2 separate regions of the Homo sapiens genome follow, and region 1 is linked to region 2. Evidence: chromatin loops called from intact Hi-C (ENCODE). Cell type or tissue: chondrocyte. All regions are shown on one strand. Each heading gives the region's core, and the rest is flanking DNA. Links, peaks and the distances in the headings are about the cores only.

What was found. Peaks named below come from ENCODE experiments on the same cell type or tissue, not always from the same donor. Only the 100,000 strongest peaks of a DNase experiment are listed, where the experiment ranks them.
Region 1: a loop joins it to region 2, with 19 times the contacts of the local background. A loop is called at or near these places in 16 of 110 quality-filtered maps.

What each region holds. Positions count from the first base shown.
Region 1 is chr18:60,407,092-60,419,639 of GRCh38, forward strand. No RefSeq gene overlaps it. Among named protein-coding and RNA genes, the nearest start is that of MC4R, 41 kb to the left of the region's middle. In chondrocyte, for the core only: CTCF peaks have their summits at 4,857, 7,269 (motif pointing left) and 7,474; no DNase peak of the experiment used is centred there.
Region 2 is chr18:59,979,663-59,992,210 of GRCh38, forward strand. No RefSeq gene overlaps it. Among named protein-coding and RNA genes, the nearest start is that of PMAIP1, 86 kb to the left of the region's middle. In chondrocyte, for the core only: a CTCF peak has its summit at 8,643 (motif pointing right); a DNase peak (open chromatin) is centred at 6,673.

The DNA.
Region 1 (12,548 bases), core at 2,677-10,676, 430 kb after region 2:
GGTGAGAGCCTAAGCAAGAACACAATCCCATTCACAGTAGCCACAAAATGAGTAAAATACTTAGAAATACGGCTTACCAAGGAGGTGAAAGATCTCTACAATTAGAATTACAAAACACAGCTGAAAGAAAGCAGAGACAACACAAACAAATGGAAAAACATTCCACGTTCAGAGATAGGAAGAGTCAATGTTGCTAAAATGACCAAATTTCCATTTAGCAAAGCAACTTACAAATTCAGTGCTATTTCTATCAAACTAGCAATGTCATTTTTCAAAGAATCAGAAAAAAAACTATTCCATAATTCCCTTTCACATGAAACCAAAGCAGCCAGAGTGGCCAAAGCAATCCTAAGCAAAAAGAACAAACCCAGAAACATCACACTACCTGACTTCATACTAAAAGGCTACAGTAACCACAACAACCTGGTATTGATACAAGAACAGACACGTAGATCAATGCAGTAGGATAGAGAACCCAGACATAAAGCCAAACACCTACAGCCATCTCATTTTTGACAAAGTTGACAATCATAAACAATGGGGAGAGGACTCCCTATTCAATAAATGGTTCCAGAATAGCTGGCTAGTCATATGCAGAAGATTTAAACTGAACTCCTTCCTTTCACCATATACAAAAATTTACTCAATATAAATACTTAAATGTAAGACCTAAAACAAAAATCTAGAAGAAACCTAGGAAATATTACGTTGGTGCAAATGAAATTGTGGTTTTTGCCATTAAAAATATTGCAAAAACCACAATTACTTTTGCACCAACCTAATACCATTCTGGACATCAGCTTTGGCAAAGAATTTATGATAAAATCTCCAAAAGCAATTGTAACAAAACCAAAAATTGACAAGTGGGACCTAATTAAACTAAAGAGCTTCTGCATGGCAAAAGAAACTATCAAGAGAGTAAACAGACAGCCTACAGAATGGGAGAAAATGTTCACAATCTATGCATCTGACAAAGGCATAATATCCAGAATCTATAAGGAACTTAAGCAATTTAAAAAACAAAAATCAAGCAACCTCATTAAAAAATGGGCAAAGGACATGAATAGACACTTCTGAAAAGAACACATACATGCACCCAACAAGTATATGAAAAAATGCTTATTATCACTAATCACTAGATAAATGCAAATCACAACCACAATGAGATACTATATCACACCAGTCAGAATGGCTATTATTAAAAAGTCAAAACACAACAGATGCTGGCAAGGCTTCAGAGAAAAGGAACCATTTATACACTGTTGGGAATGTAAATTATTCCAGTCACTGTGGAAGGCAATGTATAGATTTCTCAAAAAAACATAAAACAGAACTACCATTCAACCCAGCAATCCCACTACCAAGTTTATACCCAAAGGAATATAAATTGTTTTGCCAAAAAGACACATGTACTCATATGTTCATTGCAGCACTATTCACAATATCAAAGACATGGAATCAACCTAGGTGCCCAACAACAGTGGACTGGATAAAGAAAATGTGGTATCTATACACTATGGAATGCTGTGTAGCCATAAAAAGGAATGAAATCATGTCCTTTGTAGCAAAAGGGATGTAGCTGGAGGCCATTACCCTAAGCGAACTAATGCAGGAAAAGAAAACCAACTACTAGCATGTTCTTTCTTACAAGTGGGAGCTGAACATTGAGTGCATAGACACAAACATGGGAGCAATAGACACTAGGGATGACCTGAGCAGGGAGAGTGGAGTAGGGTCACGGGTTGGAAGGCTACCTATCAGGTACTATGCTCACTACCTGGGTGATGAGATCATTCATATGCCAAACCTCAGTGACAGGCAACTTATCCATGTAACAAACCTACCCATGTACCCATGGAACCTAAAATAAAAGTAGAAGAAAAAACAGAAAGTTTGCCAAAATTATGATAAGTAGTAAAAACAAAACAATAAATTTGTTATGGCATCATCTGCCAAGTGTTAACTAAAAACAGTTTCTGACAACATGGCTAGCTAGAATTAATTCGTACTTAGGTATAAACATATGACTGAACTATAATAGGATGTTTGTAAAAAATATGTTCTTGTTGTAGCCCTTAAAAGCCTCTCATTATAGATCATCATGCTTGTTCCCTTTCCATTGAGCAGATGGAGACAACCATGGTGACTTTAGAAAGAATGGGTTGATGGTGAAGAAGGTTTATCCCTGAATGAACACTCCCCCCATGCTTACTGCCTGCAAACACACTCACACATGTGGCTGTTGAAGATGAGTAAAAATAGACTTCTATCAAATTTCAGCTATTAAAAGTTTGGGATGTGGATTAGTGAAGCAGATACTAGTGTTACCCTAAATGATACACCTGCAGGTAGTGTATGCAGTGTGTGGAGAGAGAGAGAGACTAGTAGAAAGTAGGAAGTGCCTTGATGCATTTAGAATAGTCTCACATTTTTAGGGAGAACAAGTTTCCCTAAGACGTATCAGGATTACAGATGTGCGGATAACATTAAGAGTAACAACATATGTGTCATGGGCTCTTTCTATATTTGCTCATGGAAAGTAGAATGCTACTCACGTATTTTTCTGGAGCCTCTAGGAGTTTTCCTCAATTTAAGCTGATGCTTCAGCCATCTAGCATCCCGCAGTCAGGCCCTTTTTGAGGATTTGGGGTTCCTCTCTCCACAATGCATTGCCATGGCTACCAGGTATTACCGTCTCTTGGGGTATTTCTGAGGAGGAATCAGAGTCAACAAAACTAAAATTCCACTTTCAAGTATAAATCTTTTCATTTTGTTTTCTCAGGTTCAGCACTGGGGGAAAAAAAACCCCCTAAATATTGCTTATTGTTTCAGAGATGTTATCTTTCTCTTTGGTGCACTGAGAGAGACAACATGTTTCCTTTATTAAGGAATTCATTTTGCCAGAAAATTAATTGTGCTTAACCAAATTAAGCTGCTAAATTTGATATAGTGTGGTGATAACATTAGAACATGTCTAAGATGTCATTGTTTCTATTGGAATTAAAAGGATTATTAAAAATAGCGGTTAACTGAGTCTTTTTTCTTTAAATAGAGTGAGAAAATCTTATTGTATCAGTTTTATTCCTCAAGTGATTGATTTTTATGCTTTATTACATTTTACCACATTTGATTCTTACAGTTAAAATTTGAAATTTAATATTTCTAATGATAATTTTAATAATGCTTTTAGCATTTTCAGATTTACTGTAATCATATTCTTAAGTAGCACAATTACTCTTATTTTACATATTTTATAAACAACTGAGGTCAAACAATTTTTTACTTAACCGAGGGTATATAATTTTGACAAAGTCAGAATGTGGCTTGTATTTGCCAAAATCCCAAGAAGAAGTGGGTGGCATACTTGAAACAGGATAGACCAAAAAGATATTCAGGCTATGTGATGGTTAATATTGAGTGTCAACTTGATTGGATCGAAGGATGCAAAGTATTGTTCCTGGACGTGTCTGTGAGGATGCTGCCAAAGGAGATTAACATTTGAGTCAGTGGACTGGAAGAGGCAGACCCACCCTCAATCTGGGTGAGCACCATCTAATCAGCTGCCAGTGTGGCTAGGATAAACCAGGCAGGAGAAAATGGAAGAGCAGACTTGCTGGGTCTTTCTCAGTCTTTCTCTTTCTCCCATGCTGGATGTTTCCTGCCCTCAAACATCAGACTCCACTTTCTTCAGCTTTTGGACTCTTGGAGAGACTTACACCAGTGGTTTGCCAGGGGCTCTCAGGCCTTTGGCCACAGACTAAAGGCTGCACCATCAGCTTCCCTATTTTTGAGGTTTTGGGACTCGGACTGATCCACCACTGGCTTCCTTGCTCCTCACCTTGCAGATGATCTATCGTGAGACTTTACCCTGTGATTGTGTGAGTCAATTATCCTTAATAAACTCCATTTCATATATACATCTATCCTATTAGTTTTGTCCCTCCATAGAACTGTGACTAATACAGGCTATTTACCAAGACATAGGTGTGGATAGTGTAGGAGCAGAACTGTAACCTCCTGGAATATTGAAGGGAGAAGGTGAGGGGCAATTACTAGAACGTGGAGGGAAAGATTTCTGAAGAGTCAGCTGCCTTGAGAGATTCAGTGACCTTCAGTGGAGGGAATGAGCCAGCTCAAGGCAGCCTTGCAGGAAGGGAGATGAGGAATAAATATGTGGACTTCATTCTTTTCCCTCCCACTGATCTTCCGCCAAGCTCCCCTTTCACCAAATTTAACCAGATGCCAAAGGAAACATTTATATGCCACATATAAGTCAGCTCTGGGTGGGGGTGAGGGATAGGGCAGAGAAGGTTCAAGAAGTTTCGAGAGGCAGGGGATCTGCCACAGGACCCCGATCTCCATTTGACTAATGGGTGTCCCTTCTATTGCCTTTGCATTCAAGAAGATCCTATCCCACTGGATATCAGGAATTAAGTGATGATTCAGAAAGTCTCCATCCTTGTCCCTTTTCTCATCTTGTTCTCATTGTACTACTATTGGTAGAAGACGATACAGATATAAATTACTGTCCCATAAGATTTCATTGAAACCTGTGAGTTATAAATGATACTACATGATCAGAGATTAAAAATAACATTGTACTGTATATTTGTTATGTTTTTGGCAGCTCGCCTTCAAATTTCCTTGCTGTACACATGATCTCTTATTAGAGAGTTACATGCTTTTCACCCAGACTTTGCATCTGGAGAAGGACATACACATTGAAGAGACAAATTACTCGAAGCTGCCTCTGTGGAGTTAAGAGCTCTGCAACAGGAATTCTAGATATGAAAGGACGTTCACTTCTGGTGGCGTCATCAGGGAATGACCAGAGGTGGCAGCACAGGCAGTTGTACCTCAACCAGACAATTACCATGGTTAAGATCTTGGCTTTCCTTTCTGCTACCCAGAAGACTATCTTAATTTCTGTTCTTTGTTGATTCTGTGAGATGTCTGGTGTTCTACTCATAAACTTATTTTCTACTTGAATTAGCAAGAGCAGATATTACGGACTGATTGTATCTCCAATTCCCCCAAGTTCATAGGTTTAAGTCCTAATCCCCAATGTGACAGTACTTGGAGATGGCACTTATAATTAGATAATAAGGTTAAATGAGGTCAGAAAGTTAATCCAATAGGACTGGTGTCCTTATAAGGAAAGGAAGAGACATCAGCGATTTCCCTCTTTCATTCTGCATGTGCACAGAAGAAAGGGTGTGCAAAGACAGAGAGAAGGTGGCTGTAGATAAGCCAGGGAGGGAGATGTCACCAGAAACCTACTCTTACAGCACCTCGATCTCAGACTGCCAGCCTGTACAACTGTGAGAAGATAAATGTATGTAGTTCAAGTCACCCAGTCTGTGGTATTTTGTTATGGCAGCTCTAGGTAACAGTAGACTCTGTTACTTTAGAAAGTACAGTGGGTTTCTGTTATTTTCAACAAGATCCTTAACAGAAAGAAACCCTAACAATTGAACTAGAGCATTATTTTTCAAACTTTGAGTCACAACCAGCAGTAGGCTGTCAAATCAATTTAACAGATAGCACCAAATTTAAAATAATTGAATAGAATATAATAGATGAGAACATATTGTAATGCATCACCTCTAGTAAGATTAAGTACTGCTTCCTGAGAACTTTGTGTGTGTGTGTGTGTGTGTGTGTGTGTGTGTGTGTATGTGTGTGTATATTTGTGTGTGGTTGTTTCTGTGTGCATATGTATATACATACTGGACTAAATGTAAAATATATTTTGGAACATGGGAAATGGTTGAATAAATTTAAAAAATATTATTCTAGAGCATATTACAATATTCTAATTGTTCATTTTTCCTGTCATGACAGATTGAAGAATTTAGAGCCTCACTGAAATATGGATTAAAAAATCATAATTGTGGGATGATTTTCAAAAATTTGATATTAAGAGGGAATTAAGACTATGGTTCATCATGAGTTGTATTGAAAACTTAGATTGTGTGATTTTTATTATGTAAAAATTTGTGTTTTAAAGTTTTATGTAGCATGCTGAATTTCTCTCTGGCATCAAGGGCTTTGAAGATAGGAAGAGAGGAAAATAGGAGAGTGTGTGAAGTTAAAGAGGAAATCAACAACTAATATTTGTACTGTGTTATTCAATTTGCAAGTTGCTTTCAATTTCACTTGATCACTTCATTTAATCTTCAAAAGAAACTTGTGAATATTCAATCTTTATGAATGAGAAAACTAAAGCTCAGAGGTTGTACTTTCTCCAAACTTGTATTTAACATATATAGAAATCAGAAGTGACTTAGCCAGATTTCAAACCAAGGTTACTTGAATCTTCAACAAATAATTCCTGTCTTTGGACTTCAAGATTTGTTCTTTCCATTATCATGTTAAATAACTAAAATAACAAACCAGTTATTTATTTACGACAATCTCTTCTCTGAGTTAATCTGTAGCAACTCAGAATATAATTGAATTAAAAATTTCAATGTTATTACTTTGTTATATGTCCCTCAACATTTTACCTCAAAATTTAGTTATATCTGGAAGTCCAGGTGGATTTATTCTACAGGGGATTTATTATAATAAGGCCGTGGAGTCTCTTAGAAAGTGATTTACTTAAAGTGCAGAGATAATCAAGGTATACAAACTTGATCCTAAGAAAATAAATTTATGTTGGAGGGAAATGGGGATTCTGACTATAATACCAAATGTGTCACTGAAGGTTTTGCTTTCTCCCAACCCATTTAGACCCATGTCTGAGTTCCACAGGGAAGGGGTTGCATTGATGGGTTCATTAAAGTCAATGACACTTCAAAATCTTTGCCTTGCTGTCGATAACATGGAACAACAGCCTCCAACATTTTTGGTGCCAGGGATCAGTTTCTTGGAAGACAGTTTTTCCATGGACGAGGGCAGGGGCATGGTTTGGGGATGATTGAAGCACATTACATTTATTGTGCTCTTTATTTCTATTATTACATTGTAACATATAATAATTACACAACTCAGCATAATATAGAATCAGTGGGCGCTCTGAACTTCATTACCTGCAGCTACACAGTTCCATCTAGGGGTGATGGGAGACAGTGACAGATCATCAGGCATTGGATTCTCATAAGGAGTGTACAGCCTAGACCCCTCACATGTGCAGTTCACAATAGGGTTCACATTTATGAGAATCTAATGCCACTGCTGATCTGATGGGAGGCAAAGCTTAGGTGGTAATGTGAGCCATGGGGAGCAGCTGTAAATACAGATGAAGCTTCATGTGCTCCACCTGCTGCTCACCTCCTGCTCTGCAGCCCAGTTGCTAACAGGCCACAGACCAGTACTGGGGGTTGGGGACCCCTGATGTAGACAACAGATAGACTCTAGATAGTAGTGAAGGAACCCATTTTTTAATTGGAGTAATTCCTGGAACACTGATCAGGCATAATAGCGTAAGAATACATAGGAAGTAAAAATAAAGTAGGAGAAAATGTAAAACATCAAGCTGTGGCCTGTAAGTTGAAGGTATTAACAACAACAAGGCTGCTGTTCCAGGTCAACAGCACCAGCAATTAAATAGGAGACATCACTGCACAGCTAGAGTGGACAGGGTGAAAAAGATGGGTGCCACATATGTGGGGAGCATACATACACAGGCGACTTAGAAGTAGGACCCTTGTTTTATGCATGAAGTCATTTATTCAACAAACATTTGTGAACAAAGTATAGTATTTGGTATAGGAATATAATAACTAGATGTACATGACTCCCACGCTGAGGCAGACTAGAGTCTACTTAATAAGACAGAAAAATGAACAAGAAATATGACATTAGGGCTGTTTGTGGGTAATTGGTGGTTCAGGTACTAGATTGTTAGAATACCGTCAGAAGAGAATAGTTTATTACTGATACTGTGATACTGATACACTCTTCAGGTTGATTTGACCTGAGAAAAATTCATTACAAATTTATAAGTACCTTTATTGTAGTACTTACCACAGTCCTCATTTCATTATGGGGATTTCTGCAGAGGGTGTTTTTCCTTCGAGTTCAAAACTGTAGTTAAGGATAGAAAAAACATCATTTGTGTATTTTTGTATTTCCCACAGCAAGATGCTTAGAATCACTTAGTGCAAAGTGGGTTTGTTTAATTACACTGAATAAATGATGCTACACATTGTGAGAATAGTTTCAAGAGTCTGTTTGAGATTTGAAATTAACTTTATTATAGAGTCATATTTAATTATTTAATACCAGGTAAAAGAGAATTGCAGCAGAGGTAAAGAACCAGAACCCTTATCCTGGGCCGGTGTTGTGTAGTACATGACTCACAGACATAACACTTTTACCTTCCTTCTGAGAAGCAAATTTTGCCATCGTAGTTATAAAGAGGGACTGGTCTTAAATGAAATAATCAGAAAACACATGAACCCACGAGTTTAAGGTGGAGTTATCTGTGCTTTAGAAATGAGGAATTGAGGCCGGGCATGGTGGCTCATACCTGTAATCCCAGCACTTTGGGAGGCTGAGACGGGCGGATCATGAGGTCAGGAGATCGAGACCATCCTGGCTAACATGGTGAAACCCCGTCTCTACTAAAAATATAAAAAAATTAGCTGGGCGTGGTGGCGGGTGCCTGTAGTCCCAGCTACTTGGGAGGCTGAGGCAAGAGAATGGTGTGAAACCGGGAGTCGGAGCTTTCAGTGAGCCAAGATTGTGCCACTGCACTCCAGCCTGGGTGACAGAGCGAGACTCTGTCTCAAAAAAAAAAAAAAAAAATAGCAGGGCGCAGTGGCGGGCACCTGTACTCCCAGCTACTGGGGAGGCCGAGGCAGGTGAATGGCGTGAACCCGGGAGGCAGAGCTTGCAGTGAGCCGAGACTGAGCCACTGCACTCCAGCCTGGGCAACAGAGCGAGACTCCATCTCAAAGAAAAAAAAAAGGAATGAGGAATTGAAATTCCTGGTAAATAAGATATTGCCAAATGTTTAGAATACATGGAATAATAAAAAATAGCACCTAGAATAGTCTTTAGATTAGTCTACTAGTGCAATAGAAAAATGAGCTTTCCCTTTAAAATTTTTGGTCTGAAAATTGTTGGATGTATTTTGATTCGAATCATTACAGTAGGTATTACACTTCAGTGAACTATTTTATAATTTCTTTTTCTTTAGATTTACTTGTACCCCATAATTTTTCCCTTGAGAAAAATTTTGAATTATCTGGCAAAATTTATCATAGCTTAATTTTTCTAATTTCATTTGAAGCAATAATTTTCCTGAAAATTGGCCATTATTTCCCAAATACCTTGTCAAAAATTCTCTTTTATTTAAATTATTAGCTTTTTTGTGTTAAAAATGCTTTTTTTTTTAACTTCAGGCAGTTTCAGTTGTGTTTTACTGGGCTTTGATTTTCAAGCAATATACAATATATTAATATATTACACTAACAATATGTTATTGTTAATGTCGTGTTCTTAACCATGTGAGTAAATTAACTAATAAAATATTTACTTTGAAATTAAGTAAATACATAATATGATTGTTTTGACGACATGTTCTGCCATAAATCATACCAACCATACTCTTGGATAAATGTGAAATAAAAAATAGAAATCAGTACTAAGAAGATCTCTCAAAACTACACAACTACATGGAAATTAAACAAACTGCTCATGAATAACTTTGGGGTAAACAATAAAATTAAGGCACAAATCCAGAAATTCTTTAAAATTAATAAAACAAAGGTACAATATACCAGAATCTCTGGGACACAGCTATATTGATGTATGCAAAAAGTTTGGATTGATCAAATCAGGGTAATTGGAATATCCATCATTTCACACATTTATCACTTTTATGTGTGTATTTTGAACATTCCAAATCTTCTCTTCTAGTTATTTTGAAATATACAATACATTATTGCTAACTATAATCATCCCACTGTGCTATTGAACACTAGAATGTGTTTCTTTTATCCAACAATAATTTTGTACCCATTAACCAACCTTTATTCATCTCCCATCTTCTTTATCCTTTCTAGCCTCTGGCAATAACCATTCTACCATCTACCGTCATAAGATCAATGTTTTAAGATCCCACATATAAATGAGAACATGCAATATTTGACATTCTGTGTCTGGCTTCTTTCACTTAACATAATGTCCTCCTGGTTCATCTATATTGCTGCAAGTAATAGGATTTTATTATTTTTATGGCTGAATAATATTCCATTGTGTATATATACTACATTTTCTTCATCTACTCATCCATTGGTGGACATTTAAGCTGATTTCATATCTTGGCTATTGTGAACATGGGAGTGCAGGTGTCTCTTCCACATACTGATTTTCTTTCTTTGAGATTTATACCCAGCAGTGGGATTATTGGATGATACTGTATTTCTAGTTTTAGTTTCTTGAGAACCCTCTATAATAACTATACTAATTTTTATTCTGACTAACAGTGTATGGGAGTTTCCTTTTCCACACATGCTTACCAGTATTTAAATTTCTTTTATGATAGCCATTTTAACTGGAGTGAGATAGTATCTTGTGGTTTTTATTTGCATTTTTTTCCGACAGTTAGTGATGTTGAGCACTTTTTCGCCTATTGGCTATTTGTATTTCCTATTTCTAGAAATGTCTATTCAGGTTATTTTGTCATATTCAAATGAGATCATTTGGAGTTTTCTTTTGCTATTGATTTGAGTTTGTCATATATTCTGGTTCTAAATCCTTTGTCAGATAGGTAGTTTGCATATTTTCTCCCATTCTCTAGGTTGTCTCTTCACTCTGTTGATGTTTCCTTTACTGTGCAGAAGCTTTTTAGCTTGATATAATCCCATTTGTAAAGAATAATATGACTATTAAAATGTAACTACTCTTTAAAATACCTTCAAAGACACCTCATTTACTTCCTGGATAATGTTAAAATTTCTTAGTTGGGAATCTATGGCCTTGCAAAAATATTTATTTCTGTTCTATTTCCATGAATTTGATTTATAAATTTACTACATTTTTTAAGCATCTCCTATGTGCAATGCATTCTTGGCTTTCCTGTCCATAAGAAAATGTCAACATAACACATTCCACCCTCATGATTGGAAAATGCTGTGAGGGAAGATCAAATAAAGTGCTGTTGGATTTTAGAGGAACAGCTATTTATTTTAAGTTGGAAAGATTAAGGATGGTTTTAGGAAATTGGGGGTGTTTGGTCTGGACCTTATGAAAGTGTCAGATTAAAACTGACACAGTGTAGGAAAGAGTGGGTCACTTTAGGAGAGAATAATATTCAGCTTTCTTACTGAATCAACTGTCATTTCTCAAAGTATAATTCATATTCCACGCAACCTGACTTAGGGCATTAGCTGTTTCTCAAATGTATTTTAACTTCATAGGTTCTGTGCTCCTGTTTATTTTACCCTCTTCCTGTAATTTATTTTTTTCAGTACTTTTTTATTCTATAGAAGTATCTACCTCTTATCACTTCTGCAATTTCCCAACCTAGCTAGAATAGATATATTTTTTACTCTAATAGCAGCGTTCGTATCTCTTTTATGGCATTTTACTTCATATATGTTTTTTAATCCATTAAGATCAAGTCTTAATCTAACTATAGATTGTAAATATTGGGGCTTCATCTTTGTATTTCCTAATGTATCCAGTACAGTATCTTGTATGCAGTACATACTCAATAAACAGAATTTTATTTTAAATGGTTTACTCCCCAAACTATCAGAATGCTAGAATAGTTAGTTTCATCTCATACACAATGTCTGCCTTAAACATGGTGTCAAATGATTTAATACGACTGAAGAATACATGCAAAATTCTTCTTGGCCCAATTCTTTTCTACTAAACTGATACAATGCATTAAAACAACCATTGGGATTTATTGCCAAATCTAAGCATGATGATCAACTGTACAATGCTCTCAAACTATAACTGATGAAGAAGCTGTAATTGAAGTAATGCCACTCCAGTGGAATCATGTACTCTTTAGCAGGCTACATGACAAGGAAACTATAAAAGCTGGAGGATTTTCAGAGCCAGTGGTCTAGTATCTAGAATATATAAAGAAGTATTACAATGCACAACAAAAAGTCAAACAACCCAATTAGAACATTGGCAAAAAATGGAACAGATATTCCACCAAAAAGGTTGTACATATGGCCAATAAACATATGAAAAGATGGTCAATATCGTTAGTCATCAGGGAAATGAAAGTCCAAACCACAATGAAATAGCACTTCCACTTGAATGACTATCATAACAATTAAAAAACAGAAAATAAATGTTGTCAAATGTGTGGATAAATCATTGTTGGTGAGAATGTAAAATGGTGCAGCTTCTGTGAAAAACAGTTTGGCCATTCCTCTAAAAGGGAAACATTTAATTATCATATGACCCAGAAATTCCACTCCTAACTTTACATCCAAGAAAATTATAAACATATTGTTAATCAAAAACGTGTATATGAATGTTCATAGCGGTACCATTTACAGTAGCCAAAAAGTAGAAACAACCTAAGTGCTCATTAATTAATAAAGAGATAAATGTGGTAAATTCATACA
Region 2 (12,548 bases), core at 1,709-9,708:
TAAAAGTCTGGTACCAGTCATCCAATATCACTTTACTTTTTGGGAAATCCCCACTGAATGGAGCTCTGTTTAGGCACTTAACTAAAAAAAATCAGGCTGGTGTGGTGGCTTATGCCTGTAATCCCAGCACTTTGGGAGGCCGATGCGGGCAGATCGCCTGAGGTCAGGAGTTCGAGACCAGCCTGGCCAATATGGTGAAACCCCGTCTCTACTAAAAATACAAAAATTAGCCAGGCATGGTGGCAGGTGCCTGTAATCCCAGCTACTCAGGACGCTGAGGCAGGAGAATCACTTGAACCAGAGGTTGCAGTGAGCTGAGATGGTGCCATTGCATTCCAGCCTGTGCAACAAGAGCGAGACTTCATCTCAAATAAAAAAAAAAAAAAGAAAAGAAAAATCCTAAGATCTATAAATCTACAAAGGGAGACTTTATTTCTTGTAAAGGGTTACAGCTAGCAATGTGGCCATTCTGACAAGCTGGGAAGCATAGTCTCAGGCAAAGACCAGAGACAGGCACTTTGAAGGAGGGGTTGGGTAGGACCTTTATGATGAACAGATTGGCTAAACATACATATTCAACAGGTTATTGCAGGAGCTATGAATATTCATGAAGGTGATCCTGATGCTTGCATATTGAACAAATTTGCATGTTACATATGATCCGTGTTTACTTTGGGGTGGAGAGTTAACATTTACATGTATTACAAGTAGGCCCCATATGTCAAAAGATCTCTTTAGGACACAAAGGCATTCAAATTCACAGCATCTGTAAACTGACCAGAGCTAGTCCATGGTTGTTGGGTCTTCTGATCTGGAGATATTTACTGTGATCAGTCTCTTGACCACTCCCAGGTGTAGTTACGGCTGGTGGAACAAGGGTTCAGTTAGTCAGCATCTGGTGGTGGATGAGCTGCGATTGTTTCAATAATGCTTATCTCAAGGCCAGTGCTTGTTTAGCTGTTTGTTTAAGGAAAAAGAAAAACCTTGTGGCAGTTAGAAGATAGTTTATTTTTTAAGTGTAGGGCACTGCCTTAGGCTCTGCTTATAATTTGGAATCTTATTGCTAGAAAGAGTCCATGCTGTCAGTCTTATGATCTCTATTTTCATATCAATGCTGGTCAATCCTTGTGTCTAAACTGCAAAAGGGAGGGGATATAATGAGGGTGTCTGACCTCCTGCCCCGTCATGGTGGGGAACTTCATTTTTAAGATTTCTCTGGGGTCTCCTTGGCCAAGAGGGGGTCCCCTTGGCCAAGAGGGGGTCCCCTTGGCCAAGAGGGGGTCCATTCAGTTGGGTGGGGGGCTTAGAATTTTATTTTTGGTTTATAGGGAGAAACCTGGAAAGCGAGTCTCCACGGGCATAATACGTACTGAATCCCCGTACAAGAAATGCAGAGTTCAGGGGCTTGTGGCTTAGATTTGGGTATGTGATTGAGTGGAGGTGATACAGGGCAAGTGAGCCCCAAACTGGAGCTTAGACAGTGAGGGTTCTTGGCTTTGTCCAGGAAAGAATTCAAGGGCAAGCCAGAGCTAGAAGAAAACAGCTTTATTGAACAGGCAGTGTGACAGCTCCGTGACTGTTCCTGCAGAGCAGGGTCACCCCACAGGCAGAGTAGCAGCTCAGGGCAGTTTTGCAGTCATATTTATTCTCACTTTTAATTGCATGCAGATTAAGGGTCGTTTTATGCAGGGAAGGGGTAGTAACTTTTGGATCACTGGGTGCCATGGAAAGGGGGGTAACTGCCAGGTGTTGCTGTGGTAACAGCAAACAAATATGGCACACTGGTGGGAGGGTCTGATTGAAAGCTGTATTTGCCCTGCCCTGTTTTAGCTAGTCCTCAATCTGGTCCAGTGTCTGAGCCCTGCCTCTCGAGTCCAGTCCCTCCTGCTACTTCAGAGATGAGGCTTAGAAAGGGACTCTTAGATGAAGAGAGGCTTAATAGAACAGGCTTTGAAAGCAGAAATTCAGGACACAACAATCTGAACAGGGAGGTCAAAGTGGCATGTGAAAGTGCCATGAAAGAAACATGAAGTGTTAATTTTAGTTCGCTGAGAACAGTGAAAGGTGTTGAAAAGCCATTACCCTTAAAATAATAATTTTCTTTTTCCTTTGTTTTTTAAAGATCAATGACTTTTTTCCAGAAAAAGAAGGAAATTCCTGTATATTTTAGTATGTCCAACTAAAAGCATGCTCAATATATGTTGACTTAATCAATTTATCAAAGTTCATTAAGATTCCCTCCTGCATTAAATAACATGCAGGTTGAAACTCTCACTGCACTCAGATTTTGCTAATGTTTTCTTGTTCCCTAAAGAAAAATAGGCAATAAAGAGATAGAAATATTCCTGTTTTAAGTTAAATCTCAATAATGTTGTCTTATGACTTTTGAATACTTTTGAAATTACAATCCCTCTTTCCTACTATAATGTGCAAAGGTATTTTGATTCTGTGGTGATAGAAAAAATAAAATTTATAAAAATAATTCCTCATCTTTATAAGGAGTAGCTTCAACTCTCAGAATCGTTTTTAAGCTTTTGTTAAAAAGTTACAAAATAGTTGGACACACTTCAAAACAGACCCAAACATGTGTAAGCACATTTATAATTTTCTCATGAAAGTCTACACATCATCTAAAGATATGCTCTTTAAGTGTAGTGTACCATTTTCTTTTTTCTTTAAATTTCAATAACTTTAGGGGTACAAGTGGTTTTTGGTTACATGGATGAATTGTATAGTGGTGAAGTCTGAAATTTTAGTGTGCCCATCCCTCAAGTAGTGTACATTGTACCCAGTATGTAGTTTTTTATCCCTTTCCCGCCTCCCACCATTCCCCATTGTGAGTCTCCAAAGCCCATTATACTATTCTGTATGCGTTTGCATCCTCATAGCTTAGCTCCCACTTCTAAGTGAGAACATATGGTATTTGGTTTTCCATTCCTGAGTTACTTCACTTAGACTAATTACCTCCATTTCCAACCAAGTTACTGCAAAAGACTTTTTTTTTTCAGCTGAGTAGTATTCCATGGTTTATATATGCCACATTTTCTTTACCCACTCATCAGATGACGTGCACTTAGATTGGCTCCATATCTTTGCAGTTGTGACTTGTAGACTGGTACTGCAATAAACATATGTGTACAGGTGTCTTTTTAATGTAGTGACTTCTTTTCCTTTGGGTAGAGGCCAGCGATATGGTTTGGCTCTGTGCCCTCACCCAAATCTCATCTTAAATTATAATCTCCATATGTCTAGCGAGGGAGGCAATTGAATCATGAGGGCCGTTTCCCCTATGCTATTCTCACGTTACTGAGTGAGTTCCCACAAGATCTGATTGTTTTAAGTGTTTGGTAGATCCTCCTTCATTCTTCTCTCACCTGCCGCCATGTAAGATGTGCCTGCTTCCCCTCTGCCATGATTGTAAGTTTCCTGAGGACCCCCCCATCCATGTGGAACTTGAGTCAATTAGGCCTCTTTCCTTTATAAATTACCCAGTCTTGGGTAGTATCTTCATAGCAGTGTGAAAACAGACAAATCCAGCCAGCCTAGATAACATAATGAGAGTGAAGAAGGGAAGCCTAGGCAGGTGAGAAAAGCGAGGCAGGTAAGGCAGGTAAGCAAGCCTCTAGGCAGGCCAGGCAGGCCAGGAAGACCAGGCAGGCCATGCCAGCAAGAGGCCATGCAGGCCAGGTAGGCAAGGAAGGCAGAAAGGAAAACATGTATGGTTTCACTTACCTTCTTGAACATATGGAGTCTATTTAGGGTGGTTGTTACAATATCCTTGTTTGCTTCTTCCATTATCTCTGTCATTTCTGTGTTTCTATTTCTGATTTTTATTTTGGTTGTGGGTCATATTTCTGGTTTATTTGTACGTCTAATACATTTTAAATTTGTGCTTGACTTTGAGTATTAGTTATTCTAGGGCTATTTTAGACTCTCTTTCTTTCTTTTCTTTTCTGCCTTCCTTGTCTGCCTGGCCTGCCTGGCCTGCCTGCTTAACCTGCCTGGTCTGCCTAACCTGCCTGGCCTACTTAACCTGCCTGTTCTTCCTGGCCTGCCTGGCCTACTTAACCTGCCTGACCTTGACCTGCTTGGCTTTTCTTACCTGCCTAGGCTGCCCTCCCTCCCTCTCACTGTGTTGCCCAGAGCCTGGCCTCAAGCTCCTGGGGTCATGCAATCCTCTCACCTTGAGCCTCCCAAGTAGCTGCGCCTATGGGCATGCACCACCATGTTCGGCCCAGTCCCGCTTTTAAGGTAACATCTTTCTGAGGTTTCTACTGAATGCCTGTGTATTCAAGAAGACCCCATGCAAACCGCCATTCCAGCTGGAGGGAATCAAATAATTCCTGGCACTGTATAAGCTTTGGAAATTGTTCATCTTACATCTCCCTTGTAATTGTTTTTTCCCGTGGTAGTTGTTGTTCCCTGACCTTGTGATATTTCCTCTTATGTATGTACAGATTGGAATTCAGCCAAAGACCGAAGTAGATCTCTATTCTATGGTTTGAATAACATTTACTTGGTAGGCTGGGGCACAAATTAGTGCATATGGTCAGTGTGTTAATTTACTAAGCAAGAACCTTTTGACATCCACTGTGTGTATGGTGCTATATTAGGCTGCCTTACACTCAAAGAAATTGGCCAGATATACCATGTGACATATGGAAGAATTGGCTTTGTTTTTAATAACCACCACCACCTCCCCTGGGGAAGTGTCTTTTGATGTTCTCCAATACCTGTGTCGTGTTTAATTACAGGAGGAGAAATACAAAACAACAACAACAAAACAAAACAACCCCCCCCCCCCCGCCCCAAAAGCAGGCAGGTCATAAAGGATGGATTGAAAATAGCCTGCTGACAATTCTTCCGTGAGAATTTCTGTGACTCTCTTTCTACGTCTCTTCCTTTGGATAAGTTTACTTATTTTTATACAGAACTAAAAGGAGTGTGATTGAATTACGCCACTCTTTGATTCAGCTGGCAGTGGCAGCACAGTGTAGTAACTGGCAAGGACTCTCAAGTTGTGCTACTCAAAACACATGATCCCTATATGCTCCCATTAATAAATTCTGGGAAAATCAAACATTTTTATGTCTTAGCATTGATTTGGAAACCATCTGTGGTGCATTATTTACAAGTGTTTATTTTTAATTAACTATTTTTGCCTTTTTTTTTTTTTTAAATTGGAAGAACCTCTTAATGACTTGAAATCCAGTTTGAGTCACCTCTTTAGTCATTGTTACATGTGGTAAGGGAGTGAGAAAGGCTCTGGATTCAAATGCCAGGTTGGAGTCTCAGCTCCACCACTTGTGTTCATTATTTGGCCTCTATGAACTTCGGTCTGCTTCTTTAAAAGGGGTAATAATGGTACTGTATTATAAGATTGTTGTGAGTACTGAATGAGATAATCCATGTAGGGCATTTATTATTATTATTATTTTGAGACAGGGTCTTGCTCTTTTGCCTAGGCTGGGGTGCAGTGGCATGATCACAGCTCACTGCAGCCTCAAATTCCCAGACTCAGGCGATCCTCTCATCTTAGTCTCCTGAGTAGCTGGGACTACAGGCAACTGCCACCATGCTTGGCTAATTTTTGTATTTTTTGTAGAGATGGGCTTTTGCCATGTTGTCCAGGCTGGTCTCAAATTCCTGGGCTCAAATGATCTGCCCACCTCAGCCTCCCAAAGTGTTGAGATTACAAGTGTGAGTCACTGCACCTGGCCAATGTAATGCATTTAGCGTGATTGTGACCACGTAAGTCATCATGGGCATGTTAGCTATTAAGATGATTTAAAAATGATCACATCTTAGTTCTTGCAATTTTACACTGAAATTACTATAAGTAAGCTTCTCCTCACGTGGAAGTCATTAGCTTTACCTGTAAATATGATTGCGGCATCTGCCTATGTTTGACTTTGTAAAGTTTGATTCTAGGTTAAGAGAGGATGACTCATGTCTAAGCAAGCAGTCTCCATTTGAGGCAAGGTTTTTTGTTTTTGTTTTTTTTTTGAGACAGAGTCTCGCCCTGTCACCCAGGCTGGAGTTCAATGGCATGGTCTCGGCTCACTGCAACCTCCGTCTCCCAGGTTCGAGCAATTCTCCTGCCTCAGCCTCCCGAGTAGCTGGGATTACAGGTGCCCGCCACCACGCCTGGCTAATTTTTGTATTTTTAGTAGAGATGGGGTTTCATCATGTTGGCCAGACTTGTCTCAAACTCCCGACCTTGTGATCTGCCCGCCTCACCCTCCCAAAGGGCTGGGATTACAGGCATGAGCCACCGCGTCTGGCCAAGGAAAGGTCTTGAGTGTGCTACACTTGCCTGTGTGAGACTCCTGGTACTCCCTTGCAGTAATGAGTAGATTCGCCCGCAGGTAAAACAAAACCGAATCATCAAATTTGATGTAGTAGATTTGTATTGAGTCAATGAAGCTAAGCTGGAATGATAGTTCCCTGAATTCCCTTCCCTGCAGAGTTTCCTGCATAGTTAGTGTGGTCCAGAAGAGACACTGATGTACGAGATTTGGAAGGCGGAAGAGAAGCAGCAGCATGTTGCTTTTATGCTCAGAAGGTGGGTGCAGGGCCCGGGACCTGTTCTGCTCACGTGTGTGATTGCACCTCTGTTGGCCGCCCTGGGGACATGGGCAGCAGCTGGCCTCACAGCTGCTCCAGCTTCTGTGCCCAGGGAGTGTGTTTACCTTTGTGAGGACGAGTACCAGCAGGTCACGTTCCTCGCTGAAGTTGGGGGCACTGAGAGACTGAGGTGGGATTCGGCCTGGCCACGTATGTTCCACCTTGTCCTTGTAGGCCATGGTTTCTCCTTGCTTTTTCCTACTCACGCCCATCTTTTCTTCTTTAATGACAGACCCATTCCCTCCAGGGCCTGGATACAGAAACAAAAGCCCCGTAAACTGCTTAGTCAACTCCCACAGTTCTGTGGGGTCAAATCACTATAATGAATCCCACTCTTATGAGTTCTGCTTCTTTGCTGGAACCCTGATTGACACCGGGTGTGATAGCATTTTAGCCTTCAGCCATTGGTACTGAGTCCTCTTGAGAAGAGCGTTGTGTGTGCACATGTGTCTTATCAGGTATTGGTAGGAATTTAAAACATAGAGATGCTCATAGGCCAAGCAAATATTGCTCAGTTCCATTAAATAATCCCTGGAGCAATTTCTGGTCCTATCATGAGGGTCAATAAATAGAATGTTGGAGTTTTTGTTTCTTCTTTTCCTTTATCATCCTCTCTTTACTTTTCCAAGTTGCCTCCCACCCCCACTTTTGCCCCAGGTCTGTATTTTAATTAATTAGTCAAAATTTTCATTGAGTGCCTACTGTATCCATGCTGTATATGTGGGAATGTATCAGGCATTGTGCTGGGTACTATGGATAGAGTAGAGAACAAAATGGAAATAGCTTAATGTTGGTCCTCTTGGAGATAGGTGTGAAACAAACAAGTCAACACAGGGATACGTAATTGTAATTTCCAAAAGAACTATGGAGGAAAAGTTACCTACAAACATATCTAAGTTACCTTCTTGACACTCAAGGTTCCTTGGTACTATAGCCTGAATGTTTATATTCCCTCCAAATTCATAGGTTGAAACCAAAACCAGAGTGACAGTATTTGGAGGTGGGGCCATTGGGTAATGATTACGTCATGGTGGCGGAGCCCTCATAAATGGGATTGGTGGCCTTATAAAAGGGACTCTAGAGAGCTCCCTTGCCCTTCTGCCATGTGAGGACACAGTGAGAAGATGCTATGACCAGGAAGCAGGATCTTAACTGACATCGAATCTGCCTTAATCATGGACTTTCCAACCTCTAGAACTGTGAGAAATAAATTTCTGTTTTTTGGTAAGACACCCAGGCTATGGTACTCTGTTAGAGCAGCTGGAACAGCCTAAGATAACTGGTCTTATACAATATGTAGGAAAGGAGAATGTATAAGAATGGCTACCAGGAAAGGTATCTGCACATCAACATTTTTCAGTGTTTAGCAGCCCACAAGGTTGCAGTCTATATGGTACAAACAAAGCCCTGGAACCTTATACTCCCCAGCACAGTTATCTTGGAAACTTCTATCAAACTGAACTATATGAATCATACATTTATTTTTGTTTGACAATTCAGAGAATGTCTTCATATCTTTTCCTCCATTAGCGTTAGGTGATCATGTGAGCAACCCATTTCTCATAGGGCTAATTTATAAGTCTTGATTTATGTTATGCTAGATAACAAGTTTTAATTATAAATAGTAATAGAAAAAGCAGGTCTTTAATTTTGAACTGTCACATGACTTAGGTCACCATCCTCAGCTTTGTGGTAATCTACCATGCCCATCACCTTGTAAGGGATCGTAAGAAATTCATTCCCAACCTTGGTGCTCTTCACTTTCTCATTTTGTCCAAGCTTCTCAAGTTGTATTTTTTGTTCTGTAAATAATTTTCGTCAATATATTTTCTTAAAAAATATAAGGCCATTAAAAAAAAGACAAAGCAACACTCTAAACACAGCAATTATTTTTCTATCTTCAAATTAATTTCCAGTCGTTTTCACACAGGTACATATTTCTTACATAAATTAAGTAATTTGCAGTCTAGCTGAAGAAACATACAGGGAGAAGTTACTGCTGCTGTGCAGTAGATGGCGCCAGACACCAGGTTACTAATCAGCCTGTATTTAAATTAAACGTCTTTAAAATTGCTGAATAAATTTCATAAGTTTGATAACATCTTACTCATTTTAGTTGAGGAACATCAAATTGGCTTAGATTACATTTTTTGTCCAATTGTCATATAGTCCAAAGTTTAACATTTTAAAATGTCATATTGTGAAAAAGTGCTATTTATTTTGGGGAGAATTTTTAAGGGTTTTTTTAAAATTACACTTGTAGAAATTCTATAAATAAAAGTATGCTTAGAGGCAATTATTTTATGTGCTAAAAATTACACATTTATAGTGTTTAAAATACTTTTTGAATTATAGTAGTAAAAAATTGCCTGTTAGGCTGGGCACAGTGGATCATGCCTGTAATCCTAGCACTTCGGGAAGCTGAGGTGGGAGGATCGCTTGAACATAGGAGCCTGCAGTGAGCTATGGTTGTGCCACTGCAATCTAGCTTGGGCCACAGAAAAATACCCCATCTCAAAAAACAAAACAAAAAAATGCCTGTAATCTGTGTGTTGGTGAGGCTGATTTTACTAGCTCTTAAAAAAGGTTTTGTCTTTTATCACTATTCATCTTTTAATACTATTCTCAGGGAGTATTGTGTGTAATGGAGGTGTTGTAGGCAGATGAAATAAGGTGCTGACTTACTTTGTAGGTGGTTAATAGTTTCTTTTTGTAGCAACAACTCAGAATGGGGAGTTTTTAGGTGAATGTCAAGCTTTGGTAATTGAACAGAACCAATCCAGTAATTATTTCAAGTTAGCATTTTAGCCCATCAATGTAAATAATGCTGGATTAGCAACATGTTCCTGTTTTTTACATAATGGAACAGTGTTTCTGTTAGGTATGAATATCCTTGGAAAGTGATATTTTGCACATCTTTAAAAATGCGTGGCTTTATGCGTGAGCTTAGTTCTTAGCTTTATACACACAATATACATATTTCTATTTTGGGTAAAGTTAAAATAACCAAAATAATTAATTATTCTGGCCTTTTTATGTGGCCATTTGACTCTTTTAAGTGTGTTAAAATATTTGCTTTACAAGTAGCTGGTCTTTGCTTATGTTTAGATAAGTACCTGTGTTATTGCCCTGTTCATTTAGTAATCTAAAATTCTAAGCCAGGGGAGCCATCACCAGGTGATACGGTTTGGCTCGGTGTGCCCACCCAAATCTCATCTTGAATTATAATCCCCACATGTCAAAGGAGGGGCCTGGTGGGAGAGATGATTGAAAAATGGGGTTGGATTTCTCCCTTGCTGTTCTCATGATAGTGAGTGAATTCTCACAAGCGTTGATGGTGCTTCCCCCTTCGTGTACACTCTCTCTCTCCTGCTGCCATGTAAGGTGTGCCTTGCCTCCCATTCCATCATCACTGTAAGTTTCCTGAGGCCTCCCCAGCCATATGGGACTGTGAGTCAACTAAACCTTCTTTTTATAAATTACCCAGTCTCAGGTAGTTTTTTTATAGTAGTGCAGAAATGGACTAATACACCAGGGGTCTTATAGTTAGTTGTTTCTTAGTAGATATTCTCATTTATATCATGTGGGGATTCACTTTGGTACATAATTAAATTTCCAAGAAAACTGAAGCTTTTTTCTTAGCCAAATATATAAACTTAAAAAAATTTCTATTACTTGGAAATTTCTTAGACATCTTCTTCCAAATTACACTAAACATTTGACGATCTCTTTCTTAATGAGATGTTTTACTTTATAGTGCTAGTCATTATTTTATTTTTTGCTGCTTGCTTCTAAATGGAATATTCCTATGGAGTGGCTGTAATTCATCGTTTCTTGCATTTTATCATTTAGATAACCTAAATACAAAAAAATTATCAACCACTGTAGCATGGATATAGATATCAGAATGGATGCTAGCTGAAAACACCTGCCTGATCATACCAGCATCTCCTAGTTAAATATTGGCACCTCCATTTACTTCCTCTAGTCTGACTCTCTGTCCAACAAATGGCTTTCTGATGACTAATTTGGATCGCAGGTACTTTGATTGGTGGAAGAATATGCTCTGGAGATGGAATATAAATATTCTGGTTACCACTGTAAAGGTGCATCCCCCTTCACTGTAAATAAATGAGTTGGCATCCAATCTATTGGTGACATGAGAGTTTAGTAGCTGATCTGAAAAGCTGAGGATCAGCTACATTATGGCCAACCCTCCAAGCTGGGAGGCTCTTACAGAGAAACCAGCCCACCCTTCTCTGCTTGTCTTGTCCTGCTGTATCTTTCACATCTCTCCCTTTCACTCCAATGCTATCATCAGCAGAGAGTGAGAACATCTAAACAATGTTTTAATGTGGTCTCAACATTGACCACAAAAAAAAAAAAAAAGCCATTTGGGTTTTGGATAAGAGCCCAAGTTTTAAATCATTAAACTTCTCCATTTCAAAGTGAAGAAGTTTAATGATTTAGTCTCAGACTAGCATGATTGCTGATAGTATGAACTCTGCAATTAAACTTTGTGGATTCAAATATTAGCTTTCCCACTTACTAGACCTATGAGCCTGCTTTCTTCCCTGGAAAATGGGGATAACAAAAGTTCTTAATACAGAGACTTTTAGGAGCAATAAATACATTCAAGATTCCAAAATAGAACTTAGCATATCATCACTATTCAGTGAAGCTTCACCATAATTACCTTTGCTGACCTTGGTTGGGGTTTTAGCACTGCTCAAGTGCTAATCATTCCTTGTGGTAGTTATTTTAAAATTTTCACACTTTGCTCAAGCTTTTCTCTCTCCAATTCCATCCCTTTTTCCTGATTACCATGTCTCCTTCTTCACAGATAAAATATAAACGACTGAATGTAATCTTTCCCAGCATCCCATCATCTGTAGATTTTTTTGCCACATATCCTTTTAACTAAAGGATTGTTTCTCAATGTATGGTCACTAGACCAGTATCATCATCATCACCTGGGAAACTGTTAAATGGCAGATTCTGGGGCCTCATTGCAGACCTACTAAATCAGATTCTCTGGGGGTAGAATCCAGGGATCTATGATTTAACAGAATCTCCCAGGGAATGCTAAAGTTTGAGCATCATTGCTCTAAAGCTTGGGGGTCTGACATGCAGGTCCACTTGACCAGGTCATTCTCTCCCTGGGAGTAGACCTTTAGCTTTATACACCAAGAGAAATAAAATCGTTTCCCTGTGATGTCTGGTGTGAACCATGGGGGTTTAGAGGAATCAAATGATGAATGGCAGGCTTAGCTTGGTTCATCTTTTCACAGTAAATCTAGGATGCCAGTGGAAGTAGACTGTGCAGAATCCATTGGAAAAGACTTTTACTGGGAGTACCTTGGGGTCACGCTGACAATATTTGCTTCAGTATCTCTTTTTTCATTAGTACTTCCATGGCTTTTAACTGAGATATTTCTGCTTTACATATACATATTTAAATTTTTTATTTTTAATTATTATGGGTATCTAGTAGCTGTATATACTTGTGGGGCATGTGTGATGTTTTTATTTTTATTTTGTATTTTAGAGACAGGACCTCTCACTATTTTGCCCAGGCTGGAGTGCAGTGGCATGATCATAGCTCACTGCAGCTTCAAACTCCTGGGCTCTAGAGATCCTCCTGCCTCAGCTCCCCCAGTAGCTGGGACAACAGGCATGTGCCACTATGCCTGGGTAATTTTTATTTTTTAAGATTTTTTTTGTAGATATGGGGTCTCATTATATTGCCCAGGTGAGTCTCAAATGCCTGGCTTCAAGTGATTCTCCCACCTTGGCCCCCAAAATGTTGGGATTACAGGTGTGAGCCAGCAAACCTGCCCTAATGTGATGTTTTAAGATCCCTCTTTACATATATTAATTCATCCAATCAGATTACCCACTGAAAAGGCATATTCCTCTCT